Linked DNA regions of Mus musculus: region 2 is linked to region 1. The links are chromatin loops, found by intact Hi-C in ENCODE. Cell type or tissue: heart. All regions are shown on one strand.

Region 1 (8,000 bases):
AACAAATAAAATCTTGCTCTTTAACTCCACTGGCTTGGGACAAAAAATAGGCTGAGGTCCTAGAGCTATGGAAATGACATTGTACAAGTACTTGATCTGACCCTTATGGGAAGCCTGGGGCACAATGTGACAGAGCTGTTTCCATACTAAGGCAGAGCCAGCCTGGGCAGTACACATTAAAGCATTTGCCCGCTCGACTCAAAACCCCTTAGTGGTTTCCCAGCACCTTTGAGCTAGCAAGCAAGATTGTCCACATCCTGGGAGTCCTACTTTGCTGTGTTGATTACTGCACCATCCGTGGGGCAAGCAGTGCACTCAATCACCTCCATTCCAACAGACCACCCCGCTCCACCTACCATGCCACCTGGAGCCCCTGTCTCACACAATGCTGCAGGACCCCAGGTTCAAATTAGTTGAGAGCAGGTGCTAGGGGTGAGTTGGAGTAGTGGTGCTGAGTCCTTCCCATTTCCACAGATTACACCTACTTCTACAAAGGCCGGGACTACTGGAAGTTTGACAACCAGAAACTGAGCGTGGAGCCAGGCTACCCACGCAACATCCTGCGTGACTGGATGGGCTGCAAGCAGAAGGAGGTAGAGCGGCGTAAGGAGCGGAGGCTGCCCCAGGATGATGTGGACATCATGGTGACCATCGATGACGTGCCAGGCTCTGTGAACGCTGTGGCTGTGGTTGTCCCCTGCACACTGTCCCTCTGCCTCCTGGTGCTGCTCTACACTATCTTCCAATTCAAGAACAAGGCGGGTCCTCAGCCCGTCACCTACTATAAGCGGCCGGTCCAGGAGTGGGTATGAGCAGCCCAGAACCCTCTCTGTCTACCCGGTCTGGCCAGCCAGGCCCTTCCTCACCAGGGTCTGAGGGGCAGCTCTAGCCACTGCCCACTGGGGCCAGCAGGGCCCTAGGCCAGGTTCGTGTGTAGCTGAAGTGGTGGGTGCACTGGTCTAGGCTGAGTGCGGGGCAGGGAGTGATGGTGGCTATGCCCCAGGTTGGGTAGCTGGCACCCAGCTGCCAGCCTTCTGTCCTGGGCAGACCTCTCTCTACTCAAGGGAATAGGCCAGGCCCTGTCAGGAGGCAAGGATGGTGCCAGGAGGTGCCCCTGAGGTCATTGCATCCTGTGGTGTCTGCAAGATACCACAGCTCCAGTCCTGGCTGGGACCCAGCCCTCTGAGGCAAGCCAGCACTAGCTCTCACCCCCACCCCAAGATGCCACCAATCCCAGTCCCCTCTGCCAACACCTGCTGGTCAGATGTCCCCTCATCCCTACCCTACTATCCTCCAAGGCTGCAGTGCCCCTGATGCCAACAGAGTGGGCAAAAGCCTGGGTTTCCCCTGCTAGCCCATAGAGGATTCCTCAGGAAACCTGTTCCACCCGCCAGGTCTCCTCTGAGACTCAGAACTTAGGGTCACATGCTGCAGGCAAGGCTGTGGCCCAGCTGGATCTCACAAGGACCCAGCTGTCATGTCGTGAATATTTAAATGTCCTGTCACTACTGTTTAAAGTCCCATTTTGCAAAGGCTACTTGAGGCTTTAGGTCAGCTAGAGGTGACTGTCTTGGTGATGAGGCCAGTATGGTGGCCCTTCCTTGGGCACTAAGGACCACGGTGCTGCAAAGGCCACTCGGGCATCCTGATACTAGCGGGCATCCTGTTCAGGAGGCTCAACAGCTGCAGGAGCTGACCCTGGTTCTGGGGGCGGATGCAAGTTTGTGACCATTCTCTACTCCCCTTCATTAATGTTGTCCCCTGCCCTGCTCCAGCCTGTCCTCTGTGGCCTGGGGGCTCGGCCTGACTACAGGTAAAGCAGAGAGGATTCTAGAGCCACCCTTGTCATCTTCTCAGAGTAAGGGACCAGGGCAGCCTTTTAAGTTCTCCATCTACATCCCCAGTGACCCTGAGGCAACTCAGCTCCAGCCTGGAGTCGGTGTTTGTGCTCCTATCTTGACCCTGGCAGCCCAGGTCTCTGGGTCCATCTTCCTGCACTGCTCTTAGAAAAAGGGTCCTCTTCCCAGCTGGTAGCAGCCCCAGGCTTTGGGGTTTCCCCCAACTCCCTAACCCAAACTACCTTTTTGTTGTTTGTTTTAACCTGAGGCCCTTCTTCACATCTGACAGTTCCTAAGTCTTGGTTTGGCTTGCTCCAAAACCACTGGGTGCAAGTGTCACTCACTGGCTCTCTGCCAAACCCAACGGTGGTATGAGGCGGCCATCAGGGTGCTAGTGGGTCACAGATACCAACTCTGACCTCTGAGCCTGCATGGGCTTTGCCCCTGCCCTGTGGTCTCTCGCCCTGTAGCACAGACAGAGACTCTTGATGCCCTGGGAGTTGTTGAGTAAAATCTCTTGTCCCAGAAGCACCTATGTGGGTCCACTGTGTCCCATCTCACCATTGTGTTCTTGCTCATTTTGGCCAAGGGCAGGCTCCCTGGGGCAGGCGGGGAACAACTGCAGAGATTTAGTGATTCATAGGTTTGTACAGCGTTTTATACTTTGCAAAGCACTTTATTAGCTCACAGCTGTCCACTCACATGAAACTCCTGTAGGCTCTGAGAGAGGCTGAGGGTAGCACTCATCTTACCCTCAGATGAAGCACAAGGAGGTCTTATTATCTGCCCCTGCCATCCAGGTGGCCCTGGCTGGGTCTTGTGTCCCCATCAGTGGGCCCTTCCAGGGTCCGAGAAAACTGTCTCTTCTAGTCCTCTCCTCTGGGCCTCCCTCCCCCAGTCCCCTGGTCCCTCTCCTCAGGTTGGTGCTCACTTCTTGAAAGCTCTAGGCCCCGCAGGCTCCCTGTTGGCTCCTGGCATTCCAAGGCCAGTTGCGAAAGAGCAGGGGATGGAGGCAGGCAGCCCAGGCTGCAGATGTGAGGGACACAGGGCCGGGCCCAGAGAGGGCTCAGCCTAGAGGCTTCCAATCTTGGATTCTTCTGCCTGCGGTCATCTGTTTGTCCATCAGCCCAGGTCAGAGCAGTCAGAGGGGCAAAGTACTAGAGCCCCCAGAGCTCAGCTTCCCCTCGGCCTGGGTGACATCACAGCATCTCAGTGTCGGTCACATTTTAAACTGATCAGCCTTTGTACAATGTTTTTTAAATCATTTCTAAATAAAACAGAAATACAGTGTTTTTTCCCCTGGGGTATGGGAACAAAGACCAGGGCATATGTGTGCCCGTAAGAAGTTTCAGGGAGAAAAGGGTACCCTGGGAGTGTACTTCTGCAGTTGCCTCGTGCATCTTCTAACCAGCAATCAATGTCCTGTCCTCCCCACCCCACCCCAACCCGTCACCCAGGAACCTCAGGAGTACGGGAGGGTCATTGTGGCAAGACTTCTCTGGAGACAGGGCACATGGGGCTATGGCCAGGCAGCAGCTCAGTTCTAGCGAGGGGGAAACCAGGATTCAACAGCATCAAGAGCCTGCCAGGACGCCTCATCTGATCCTGGCTCTTCCTCTTAAGGAAATCAGCCCAAGGACAGAGCTGAAAGGGGGCGTGGGAATGAGCTGGTTCGGGGGTCTGTCAAGTCTGAAGCTGAGGTGCAATTCTCTGAGGTGGCCCTGAGGGACTTTCAGTCTCCGCGATCTTTCTTGAATCTCTGCCCAGAGGGAGTAAGACAGGAAATCACAGGGTGAGGAGATAAAAGCCAGGCCAGGCCCAGGAGGGCATGAAGGCCAGGGGTGGCCGGGTCAGTACCAGGACGTGCAGGCGATTAGAAAGCGCACGTCGTCCAGTGGCCCCCACGGGCCAGGTTCCGGCTGAGGCTGCTGCGGACCCTGCGGCGCTGGAGGCTGGGGCTGCGCGGGCTCCGGGCCATCCTGGCCACCACTCAGGAGAGCGCCCATGGTCTGTAATAGAAGCCCATTTGGTACCATGCCAGAGCAAGTGTCACCCCACCCATCACCACCCTCTACCCGCGCGTGTCCTCACCTCAGGCAGTAAAGTGAAAGCAGAGCTGCACGGAAGCCGTCTGGCCTGGGAGGAGCAGCGTTATGACGCAGCCGAGACAGAGAAGGAAGGCCTTCGCACGCCAGGGGCGGGCCCCGTGAGCACGGGAAAGGCAGGGCCACTAGCCAACCACGCCCAGGGCCCAAGGCTCCGCCCCACTTAGAAGAAGGCCCTGCTAGAGCCACAGGAGGCGGCCTGGCTTCCCAAGGAGGCTACCCCATCTTCAAATTCAGGCAGGACCAGAATGCACTGCAGCTGAGTGCCTATGGCCTCACAAAGGCCCTGGCAGGGAGAAGAGCTGGGTGTCTCATTCTGAGGCCAGGGAGGGCCGAGAGGCTGGAGCTGGCTTGAAATGGAACCCAGAAGCCAGCACTACTTCCTCTTGTTCATCTCTTCTTTGAGGGGTGGGAGGGATCTCATTATGTATCCCTAGCTGTGCTAGAACTCAGTGTGTAGCCAGGCTGACTATGAACTGGAGATCCCCTCTGCCTCCGGGATTACTGGTGTGTTCCACCACCCCCTGCAGGTCTCCCATCCTGTTGAGGGAAAACACTGCATGTCATCCCACCCAACTTCCCCACAACCCAGGAACTGCTGTAGAAGGAGGTGTTGCAAACTGAGGCCACACACACACACACACAGCACACTGAGGATGGTGGGAGGCAGTCCTTTAATGGGGTGGGGCACAAGATAGCAGAACTTTCATCCAAGAGCCACAAGAACTGAAAGCCAGCATGACAGGGCAGGCTTTCCAGTAACAATTGTCAAGAGATGGCACAGGTGAAGGGTTGGGCAATCAATTCAGCTCTACCGAGCTCTGCCATGCCCCACTGCCAGCATCTGGTACAGACTAGCTCAGGCATGGAAAATGAGCCAAAGTCCAGAGGCAGGAGCCCACACGGCAGCATGGACGGTGACTCATGTGAGGCTGCAGAGAGAGGAATGGATTACATATCAGGAGCTGTTTTACAAGGTACACGTGGCCCCACCCTAGACCTGTTCTAGTTCAGTCCTTGAAAAGCCACACTTGGAACCCCACCTGTTCCAGGGTTCCAGACTGACTATATCCTGTGTAAGATCAAGCCTAAAACTCCCCACGTTTGAGACAGGAGCAAGGAAAAGTCAGTGAGAGCAGGATGTGCCCAGACCAAGCCTCTCAGAGACCAGGCCAAGGCCAAAACTGCCTTCCTTTTCCAGAACTCTTCATTACTGCTGATACAAAAAGTCACAAATACTAGACTGAAAAACAGACGTGCTCTCTCTAAGGATTAAGTGGATCACTGGTATTGGAGGAAGTAATCATTCATGATACTGAAACCGAGGTGCTCACTGTGTGCAGCATGCACAGGCTCGTGTCAGCTCTTTCCTCGGCTGCTTCTTCACTTTCCTTTTTGAGTCAGGGTCTCTCACTGAGCCTGGAGCTCACCATGGCTGCTAGGTGGACAGCCAATGAGCCCAACGCTGGAATGACAGACATGTGCCACCAAGCTCAGCTTTTATGTGGTGTGGGAATCTTAACCAAGTCAGTCCTCACTGCTTTGTACAGCGAGCGTTTTACCCACTAGACCGTCTCCCATATCAACCTGATATCTTCCCCGTAAAATCCATGAACACCTCAAAACAAGTCAAAAAACCCAAAGGAAACAACAGTCTTTCCTTCTCTTCCAAGTCTAAAAGGACAGGGAGTGTTCTGATCACGTTAATACCGCCTGGCACATAAAACGCTGTAGAACTTCTCAGGCTGGGCTGGGTGTAGCCCTACAGGACAGCATTTGCCTGCAGTGCATAAGCTCTCAATTGTTCACCAGCTCTGACAGCAGAGTTAGTCAGGGTGAATACCAACATGTCGTCATCAAAACTAGTAGCTTTAAAAACACATGCACATAGCCAGGTGTGGTGGCACAACCTCTAGCTCAGCAGAGCCAGTCTGGGTCACATGATACTTCTATCATTTAAAGAACCAGAGTTGGATTATTATTTCCACCTATAGTCAGAACCTCTGATTACACTGGGAACCTACATAAACAAGCAACCCAACACCCAGCAAAACTCAAAATCTCAGGCTAACAGTCCAAACTGCCTGATATGGGAATTTAAAGCCCTTCGCATTCAGAGAAAACTTGTTTCCTTTACATACTCAGTGTTTTCCCATCTCTCTGTCTGTGTGAGGTTCTTCCTCACTCTTTTCCAGTATTTAAACAACTCCTCATCCCCTAAAACAGACTAAATGTCACTCAAGAGACTTCTATAATCCCAGGAAATTTCTCACCAGCTTCACAAGCTGCCCATACGGGAACTTAAGTAAGGAACTGCTTGTTTCTCCTGTAACAGCTAAGAGGGATAGATAGCATCTCCCATGCCCATGTGAACCCTCAGAGGCAGGATATAAAGCCACACCACCCAACTATCCTCAACACAGCCATGTCCACCTTGTCAGCACAAACAAATGCACTAGGATGAGGACCGCATTCCACGGAAAGCAGAGCATCTGTCCCTGGGCACTTCTCTACTTCTGAGTTTCTAGCCTCACAGAGGTATCTGTGTTAGTTGGACATGGCATGCCTTAAGAAAGGTCCCGGGCAGGCTGAGAATAGGCGCCCAACTTCTTAGCATCTTCTGCTGCTGCTCTTCCAGGTAAAAATAAAAAGTCGGGCTGGTGAGATGGCTTAGTGGGTAAGGGTCCGGAGTTCAAATCCCAGCAACCACATGGTGGCTTACAACCATCCGTAACAAGATCTGACTCCCTTTTCTGGAGTGTCTGAAGACAGCTACAGCGTACTTACATATAATAAATAAATAAATAAATAAATCTAAAAAAATTTTTTTTTAAAAAAACAAAAAAATAAAATAAAATAAAAAGTCTTGGTCCAACCTCCCAAGGAGTGAGAGTCCGTGTCCAGCTTGGGTGGCTTTTCACCACAGAAGTCTGGATCGCAGGCTCTTGACCTTCCTCGTGCTGTGATCCTGAGTACAGTTCCTCAGGTTGTGCTGACGCCCAACCTTAAAATTATGTTTGTCACTACCTCAGAATCGTAATTTTGCTGCTGTTATGGATTGTAATGTAAATATCTGGTATGCCAGATATCTGATATGTGACCCTGTGAAAGGGTTGTTCGGGCCCCAGGTTGAGAACTGTAGGTCTAGACCATGATTTCAATACAAAACTCACCTACAACTTGTTTAAGAGCACCACAGCAATCTGGGGTCTCCTCAGTGATTAAGGAGGCTTGCCACCTTCCCTAGCCAACAGCTATTTTCTATCTCAGGTCTCAGGCCACTTGCTGGAGACAGTGGACACATGTGCAAATACAAACTGTAAAACATGGTCAGTGACCAAGTAAGATGGACCACAGAAGAGGTCTGCCCAGAGAGCTGTTTTCGAGCAAGACTAAGTATGAGCAGATGTCAATGTTTGTGGCTCTAAGCCAGTATGCATATTCACTCTAAACCTCCCAGTACAAAAACAAGTCTCTCGTTCAAAGATCTACCATCTGCCCCTCCCCTCAAAGACAAAAGTGAGCCAGGCATGGTGGTACACGCCTTTTATTCTAGCACTCAGGAGGCAGAAGCTAGCCTGATCTACAGAGCGAGTTCAAGGACAGCCTGGGGTACCTAGAAACCCTGTCTCAAACAATTAACAAGGGCCAAGTTACCTGTCAATGAGGGAATCCCGCATGCTGGTGGCAATGGTACTTGGCTTGGCTTCATTCAGCTTGAAGACGCTCTCCACCACTGACAGCTCCGTGCTGGTCGTGTCCAGACCACAGAAAGCACACCAATCGTTCACCACCATCCCAGCAGCAATCACCTCACTCCCTCGGTTCACAGTGCCTGCCTGAAGACAAGTGTCACGGTACCAAAAGCAAATTCTCATACCTCCCCAAGGAAGGACTCTCCCCGCAAGTCTGTTCCACGTCTCAAGGCCCCAGTCCCAAACTAGGGAAGGTAATGACCCAGATTCCCAAAGGGTGACAAAAGGGACAGGGTTCAGATGGCAGGAATACTTACCACAAGGGGGACCTGAAGAAGGGAGGACAACTCATCCTGGTCCTC
Region 2 (8,000 bases), 89 kb before region 1:
ATACATTCTTCCTCCTTTTAAGATGTTCTCTCTCTCTCTCTCTCTCTCTCTCTCTCTCTCTCTCTCTCTCTCTCTCTCTCTCTCTCTCGTGTGGTCGCCGCGATGATAGAAAGTGACTAGTATAACCTGTAAAGGACTTCGTACAAGCCATGTATGTGACAGAGTGGTTGGCTTTGTTATTCTCTTTTTGTCACTGCACGTGGCTAACTAGAATATAATAAGCTTTTGAAAAGGACGGTGTCAATGTCCCTCTGTCTCTCACTGAGCTATGCATGTCTACCACAGGCCCCCTGCAAATATTTGCTCAACGAACAAATGAACCTGTGCGAGTTGGTTTCTCTTGGAACTTGGCATTCCCTCCTATGCAGTTGGGTAACCAGAGTCTGGTGGCTCAGAATCATGAGATGAAAGGCCTAGGGGAGGAATTTACTTTGCACCCACAGACAAGCTATTAAAAGAGGAAGGATGTCGGTTGGGCAATGACAGAGTGGGAAACAAACAGATGGGATACTTACCAGCAAGGTGTCCAGGGCATCAATTAGCGTCAGAGAAAAACTGTGAAAAGACAAAAAAGTCCCGCTGCTTCATAAGAACATCAAACACCAGATTCACAACTGCCCAGATCTAAGCGAGGCATAGCCATGTCCCTATCCATCCCACTTACAGTTATAACAGAGGAATCAGAGGGAAACTCCGAGTCCCTTGACTGCCTGGTGCAGCAGTACTGTAATTAACAGGTCACCTATGTCTCCTGGCATTCTTCCCTACTATAGAGAGGCAGCACGGAATTACGGCGTGGTAAGAGTTGGGGAATGTGTTACGTATGACATCAAAAGACTAGAAACTACCAGTTGCTCACAAGTTGAAGAGTGACAGACAAACGGATACAAACAAGTACAAATGTATGACATTATTAAGGTTATCGGGAGTTCTGTGTACTAACAAGATGATCATGCTGTTCAGTGGAAAACACGGTGTATGAAGTAAGCCACACAGCATGTTTTCATCTGCATTTCACAGTGCTGGGAGGGGGCTGGACAGACAGCTCAGGGCTTGAGAGCCCTTACTGCTCTTGGAGAGGACCTGAGTTTAGTTCCCAGCAGCAATGTGGGGGTTCACAGCTGCTAGCAACTTCAGTTCCAGGGACTCTAGCCAGGAGCCCCCACAGGCTCCTGCACACATATGGTGTGCCTAAATTCATGCAAAGCAAACACATATACTACTAATAAAATTTAAAAAGCCATACTGACAGAAAGCAAATGTGCTGCTGTTAGGGCCAGTAACCACAGAGGGATAATACATAAGGCGCACTTTTTTTTAGGTTAAAGAAGTATTCTTCTATCTGCTAGTTGTGATGGTGATTACTATACATTTTAAAGGGGGTACTTTATTACATGGCAATTATACCTTTAATAAGGTGATTTTTTTTTTACAAAGATACACAGTAGCCAGGTGTGAGATATGCCTGCAGTCCCAGCACGGGGGGTGGGGGGATGATAGGGATTCAGAAGGCCTGAGAGTTTAAAACTAGTCTGGGCCATATAGCAAGATCCTGTCTCAATAAACACATAACACGTATATGCACACCTGTGTAATTGTATAAACTGAGAACATTCTACAATGATCTACAGGACATACACAGGTTGTAGACCTAAGGAATGAGATACTCAGCAAGCATGACTCTATCCTGCTCAGTGAGCCATGTGTTTGCACTTGCTTTCTGTTCCAACTAAGAAATAAAAATTGGCACACGTTCCTAGCTTACTTGCCTAGCCCCTGGCATCAGAGAGCATGCTATCACGTATAAATATTTGTAGTACGAGGATAATGAGGCAGGGGTGAGAGGGAGCACCTGCAATCCAGCACCTGGGAAGGAGAGGCAGGAGCACCCCAAGTTCATGGTCATTGTTGGCGATGTGGTAAGTCTGAGGCCAGCCTGAGCTATGTGAGACCTATCTCAAACAAGCAAGCAAGCAAGAAATAAAAGACCTCAGCAACTGGAGAGATGGCTCAGTGGTTGAGAGCACTGGTTGATCATCTCATACCCACAGGGCACCTCACACTGTCTGTAGTTCAAGTTCCAGGGAACCTGACACCCTCACATGGTTATAGATACAGGCAAACAGCCAGTGCGCACTAAATCAATAAATCATTCTATAAAAACGAAGCAAAACAAAACAAAACAAAAACCAACTCAGGATTACAGCCCTAGTGTCAGTTTTGGCTAATGCAATGATTCTTTGCTCGACTGGGTTCTTTATTCCAGTGAAAATGAAAAGATGATATGGTAACACAGAATTACTAAACGAAAATGAATCAGGTGACTTGTATGTATGGCGGTGAGAGGAGTTGGTATGAAGCTAGACGGGAAATATTTTTCAGTCATAAAGAGTACACCAACTACAAAGGGTCTTAACTGTGGGGAGAATAACGTTCCTCCTGGGCCTGTGCGCCCACCTATAAAATGAAGGAGTTGAGTTTCCTGACTCCCGGGAGTTTTTTCAAAATATTTTGTGACTCCAGAAATGTCCCCAAGTCCTCATACGTGGTTGCCTGTTCGGCTGAGGTGAGTCCAGAGGGCTAGCCTGCCAAGTTAAGCCAAGACTTTTTTGTACTGTGAAAAGCTGTGTAGTTCTGACAGCGCTGGTTTGGACTGAGGGGACGGGGTTGAATCAGCCCAGGTCGGAAACTTTCCACAATCAGTGAGACCATGAAGCCACCAGCCCTCCTATGATCCCGGCCAACCCCCTTGGCCCTCAAGCTGGCTCTACCTGCCCCAGGTGTCGTGCCCATCACAGGTGAGAGGTCTCAGCTCATCGTAGGGAAAGGCATTTTCCAGGTAACTGTCGTAGGCGTGGTAGAACATGGCCTTGACTCGCTCCCTGGTTCGAGGGATGAGAAATAAGGTAGGGGGCCAGAACACAAAACCAGGCGGGAGAAAGGACCAGACACAGGACGGAGAATGGGAACCACAAAATGATTTCTGCCGAGGGCCCAGCAGCGGGACCAGAGCACGTCAGGGTGGGGGTCCTGGGGTGGAGGGAAGGGAAGGGACCCGGTGGGCGCTTGCCACTCCCCAGCCGTAGAGAGCGGGAGCCTGGCCCCCTTCACCTGTAGTGGGCGGGGTCGGGCGCGGTGCCGTCGGGGCCTGGCGCACCATGGTGCAGGGGTAGCAGCACGCACACGAGGCCGAGCGGGATGAGTAGCCGGAAAGGCATAGAGCTCGTGTCCTGTCAGTGCCGCCGCAGCAGCTGCAGCCACCGCCACCAGCTCATCCTCCGAGCCGCGGCTGGTTCTTCCGGGGATACGCACCACGACGCCTGCGCGTTGGGCAAGAAGCCTCTCACTTCCTGACTACAAAGCCCAGGATGCAATGGGCGGTGGAGCCCTGGCAAAAGAGCATCTCGGGATTTCTGGTCTACAGAGAGGAGTTCAACGTGTCTTAAAGACAGTGGTTGCTGTGGCTGCTGTTAATAATGTTTTCACAATCCCAGTTTCTGTTTGTTGAGCACCTTCGGTGAATTAAAGTGTTAGGAGCACTTTACAGGCGCCATCTAGTTAATTTTTGTTTTTTTTCCAAATACCTTTTAAAGGAGGGGCTAGCAGGTACTCAAGATTTGAGCAGATGCCTATGTAAATATGGATGAAAAATGTTCGGCTTTGACTATAATAGACACAGGGTTTGACAAACCATTGTGTAAGTAAACTCTAGAATTATTTTCCCAAAGCCTTAAGGTTTCCAGAAATCCCTTTTGTTCTAGGAATTCATACATTTATGACGGTCTTTCACTTTAGGGTGCCATGAAATCACGGTCCCTTCAGTCTCTAAATCAACCCAGGACTTTACCTGGACCATCTCAGTGGCTGCCATCCCTGGTGAGAATGAAGACCCAGCATTCTTCCTTTAAGAACATCTGGGCCGGCCGGGCGGTGGTGGTGCACGCCTTTAATCCCAGCACTTGGGAGGCAGAGGCAGGCACATTTCTGAGTTCGAGGTCAGCCTGGTCTACAAAGTCAGTTCCAGGACAGCCAGGACTACACAGAGAAACCCTGTCTCGAAAAAACAAAATAAAACAAAATAAAAAGAACATCTGGGCCAGTTTCCCCACTCTCTTGCTAGGTCCTAGACTCTGTTAGTGCGCTATCTACAGCAACCCCCTTCTCTTTGGTCAGTGGAATGAGCTGTAGACAACCCTAGATTTGAAGTTCGATTGGGGTTCATTACGACTCTACCATTCACACATAACCTATATAACCTTAAAGGAGTCCCTCTCATCCTCCAGGCACAGCACCCACATTTATGAAAGGGTTTGTCTAAACTGATATTTGAGATCCTTTTAATTTGAACTTTTCTTTAATTCTAGCATTGCCCAACTCTTCTTTGCTGAAAAATTCAGAGGGAAATGGCTGCTCCATTTATTGAGCAAAGTGCAGGCAGACTCTGCCTTCTTTGGCCCAGTTGTTTGTTTGTTTGTTTGTTTGTTTGTTAATTCTTGTTCTTTGACAATTTCATATATGTATGAATATGTTCTGGTCACCGCCCCTCCCCCATTACCTTCACCATTCTTCTCTCCTCCTTTTTCCTCCCAAACCCCTCCTACTGTCATTTTTTGTGGTTGTGATTGGGGTAGATTAGGTTTAATTAGGGCTGCTTACATAAGCATAGGTGAAGAGTTATAAGCAAGTTTGGAGCACACAATAATATTATTTATTTATGTACATGAGGATTTTGTACATAATTTTGTGCATGCCAGGTCACCTCTGAGGCCAGAAAAGGGTGTAGAGTCCTCTGGGTCTAGAATTATAGGTATTGTGAGCTTCCATGTGGTGCTAAGACTCAACCCAGGTGCTCTAGAAGAGTAGTTAGTACTCTTAACCATTGATCCATCTCTCCAATCCCAATCCAGCATTCTTGAAAATATCCCTCATTAAGTGTCCCAAAGTGCCATCAGTTGATAAACAAATTAAACTCCATATCTAACCCAAAGTGGGTCCTAAATTCAATAAAAAGGTTTTAGTATAGATGGGTCAAGGGTCAATGTGTCAGTGTTAAATTGGGGCAGTATTATTAGGAGTGTGGCCTCACCTTTTTTTCTCATTTATAAATTATGAAGAATATTAATACCTGCTTAATAGGGTTAGAGGATTCAGTGAACCATATAAAATGCCTATAATAATGGCATAGCAAATACTGAGTCACTAGGAGAATATTTTTTAAATACTTCTTAGAGGGGCCAGATAGAAGGGAAACCAAAAGAAACTAAGACCTGGATAATAACACAGGGAGACTGTATAGGTTTCCCAAGCTACTAGAACAAATTATCACCAACATGGAAGCTTAAAGCAAGAGAAATTTATTCTCCCATTTCTGGAATTCAGAAGCTAGTTTCACTGATCCTAAACCAACATTTTGAAAAAGTTTCCCTCCCCTCCTTCCTAATGCTTAAGAGGAGAGCCTGCTTGTCTTAATCAGGGTTTCTACGGCTGTGACCAGATACCACGATTAAAAGCAACTTGGGCAGGAAAAGTCTTATTTGGCTTATATCTCCTAATCACAGTTCACTGAGGGAAGTCAAGACAGGAGCCTAGAGGCAGCAGCTGATGCAGAGGCCACGGAGGAGTGCTGCTTACCGGCTTGCTTCTCATGGCTTGCTCAACCTGCTTTCTGGTAGGAGCCAGGACCACCAGCCCAGGGACGACACCATCTACAATGAGCTGGGACTTTCCCCATCAATCACTAATTAAGAAAATGTCCTACAGCCTTGCCTACAGAGCATTTTTTTCAGCTGAGGATCCCTCCTGTCTGATGACTACAGCTTGTGTCAAGTCGCCTAAAACAATCCAGCACACTGCTTCTTCCCTGTCCAGACTCTCCTGACAGTTTGAATCCCTCAGCTTAGAACTGTGTCATTCCAGTCTGTGGTTCCGTCTGCATGTCCCTCTTTCTGTCTCTGTCCTCTTTTATTATATCTCCCTCTGCTTCTCTCTCATAAAACCTTTTTATTATATTTATTTAGAACCCATCTTGAAAATCTTGGATAATCTCCCATCTCAAGATCCTTGATGAGACCTTCAAGGTCTCTTTCCAAATAAGATAACACAGGTTCTAGGGCCGATGATGGAGACGTTAGAGGGCTCCTTTTCAGCTTAGTATAGGCACTAAGTATTTTTCAGGCATAAGCTTTTCTTTATGATGAAAGCTAACTTAGCCTAAGCATCCTTTTCCATGTCATAAGCCCTATAGCTTAGCTTTTGTCTCCTATTCAGAACTTTGGTGTGGGTGAAATACTTGCAGGTAGAGCGGGACAAGGCTGCTGGATTTGGTAATGTGTGTTCCTATGAACAGAGCAGAAATAGTTCAGGTTCTTAATGTCTTTTCTTACTCTGATAAAAACATAGCTTTTCGGGCTGGTGAGATGGCTCAGTGGGTAAGAGCACCCGACTGCTCTTCCGAAGGTCCAAAGTTCAAATCCCAGCAACCACATGGTGGCTCACAACCATCCGCAACAAGATCTGACTCCCTCTTCTGGAGTGTCTGAAGACAGCTACAGTGTACTTACATATATTAATAAAATAAATCTTTAAAAAAAAAAAAAACATAGCTTTTCAGCACTCACAGAATGAAGCAAGTCAAGATTTCACAATTCTTTTGTGGCTGATTTCACACTTCTCTGATGAGACAAATATATATATATATATGTTTTACACCCCAAAGAAGGATTAGAATTCTTCTCTCCTGGCTTCATCCCCTTACTCTCTTTGTGATGTTATGATCTAGCTCAGGAGGGTGTGGTCCAGTAAAATGGCCAACTATAATATTTACACATAATGAGTCTCAGAGTGAGTCAGTCACCAAAGTGCCCTAATCCTCAATTTCTATATTTTAATGCAGAAATTGACAAGGCCAGAAAGGATGGTGTGTCCAGATCAAATGGGAAAATGGAGGTGAAAAGTCAGTCCCAGCACAATAACTTGGATATATCGGTCTTGTTTTTGTTGGTTTTTTGTTTTGTTTTGAGACAAGGTTTCTCTGTGTAGCCCTAGCTGCCCTGGAATTGGTCTGTTCACCAGGCTGGCCTCGAACTCACAGAGATCCACCTGCCTCTGCCTACTGAGTTCTGAGATTATAGGCATGCACCACCATCAACAGCAGATATATTGTTCTTAATTGATACTACACTTTTCCCTGTCTTCCTGTGGGATAGCTATTCATTTTGCATTCATTTCTAGTAGTGCTAGGGGTCACAGGCGATGACTCTGATGCTCAAGGGTTTGAGGCTTAGTACTGAGCTTGAAACTACTTTGACATAGCAATCAGGCCATGGCCCTTTCCCTTGTAGACCATGCAAATTTTGTTGGAAAGGAAAGATGTTTGTTGCTAAATATTTGGTGGATACTTGGAATACAGAGTAGTCACATCTTCCTCTGGGTAAATAGAGTTTGGAAGGTACTTTGATCATACCAGTACCCAAGAACAATGACCTTGGACTGTGTATTGAGTGGAGTAAGCCCTGTACTGATAATTAATAAGTCTTGGTTCTATTACTGGTTTAGCCACTGTCGTCGTGTGATCTTGGATAGGTTACTTCCCTTTTAGAGGCTTGATTTCTATGATTGGAGAGCAAATGAATGAGACTACCTCTCAGTATGGGGGAAAAAAAATAACAAATCACCGGATTGTTGCAAGAAAAACAGAAAACAGAGACCAACGGTCAGCGACTACAGAAGTCTCCTCAAAAATATTCATGAAGCAAAATGCAACAGGGACAACATTCCAAATGGAATGAACCATGTACCAAATGAAGAAAGAGAGGTAGAATGAGGGGTCACAGAGGAGAGGGAGTGGTCAAGGAGGAGGGAGAAGGGGTTGGTGTGCTGGCAGAAGGATTTATATGGCGTGGATAAATGGGCTGCAGATGGGCTGTTCTTACTAGTCTCTTTGCCTCAGCACCATTAATCTAAGCCACAACCATCCTCTTTTTTTTTTAAGATTTATTTAT

The links. A loop is a pair of places that touch in the nucleus more often than their neighbours do. Peaks named below come from ENCODE experiments on the same cell type or tissue, not always from the same donor. Only the 100,000 strongest peaks of a DNase experiment are listed, where the experiment ranks them.
Region 2: a loop joins it to region 1, with 2.4 times the contacts of the local background. A loop is called at or near these places in 2 of 42 quality-filtered maps.

What each region holds. Positions count from the first base shown.
Region 1 is chr2:155,815,237-155,823,236 of GRCm38, forward strand. Mmp24 (matrix metallopeptidase 24) reads left to right here. Exons shown (of 9, transcript NM_010808.4): 9 at 475-3,130. The coding sequence ends at 812. It overlaps BC029722 (cDNA sequence BC029722), which reads right to left and starts at 3,996. Exons shown (of 2, transcript NM_001384169.1): 1 at 3,930-3,996; 2 at 2,494-3,847. The coding sequence starts at 3,844. The coding sequence ends at 3,689. Eif6 (eukaryotic translation initiation factor 6) reads right to left here. Exons shown (of 6, transcript NM_010579.2): 4 at 7,956-8,000; 5 at 7,601-7,782; 6 at 4,601-4,875. The coding sequence ends at 4,866. In heart, no CTCF peak of the experiment used is centred here; DNase peaks (open chromatin) are centred at 1,117, 2,215, 2,815, 4,005 and 1 weaker place; H3K4me3 peaks cover 1,779 bases; H3K27ac peaks cover 1,456 bases; H3K27me3 peaks cover 416 bases.
Region 2 is chr2:155,726,120-155,734,119 of GRCm38, forward strand. It overlaps Edem2 (ER degradation enhancer, mannosidase alpha-like 2), which reads right to left and starts at 3,356. Exons shown (of 11, transcript NM_145537.2): 1 at 3,112-3,356; 2 at 2,772-2,882; 3 at 516-555. The coding sequence starts at 3,218. In heart, no CTCF peak of the experiment used is centred here; DNase peaks (open chromatin) are centred at 2,792 and 3,332; H3K4me3 peaks cover 1,341 bases; H3K27ac peaks cover 1,135 bases.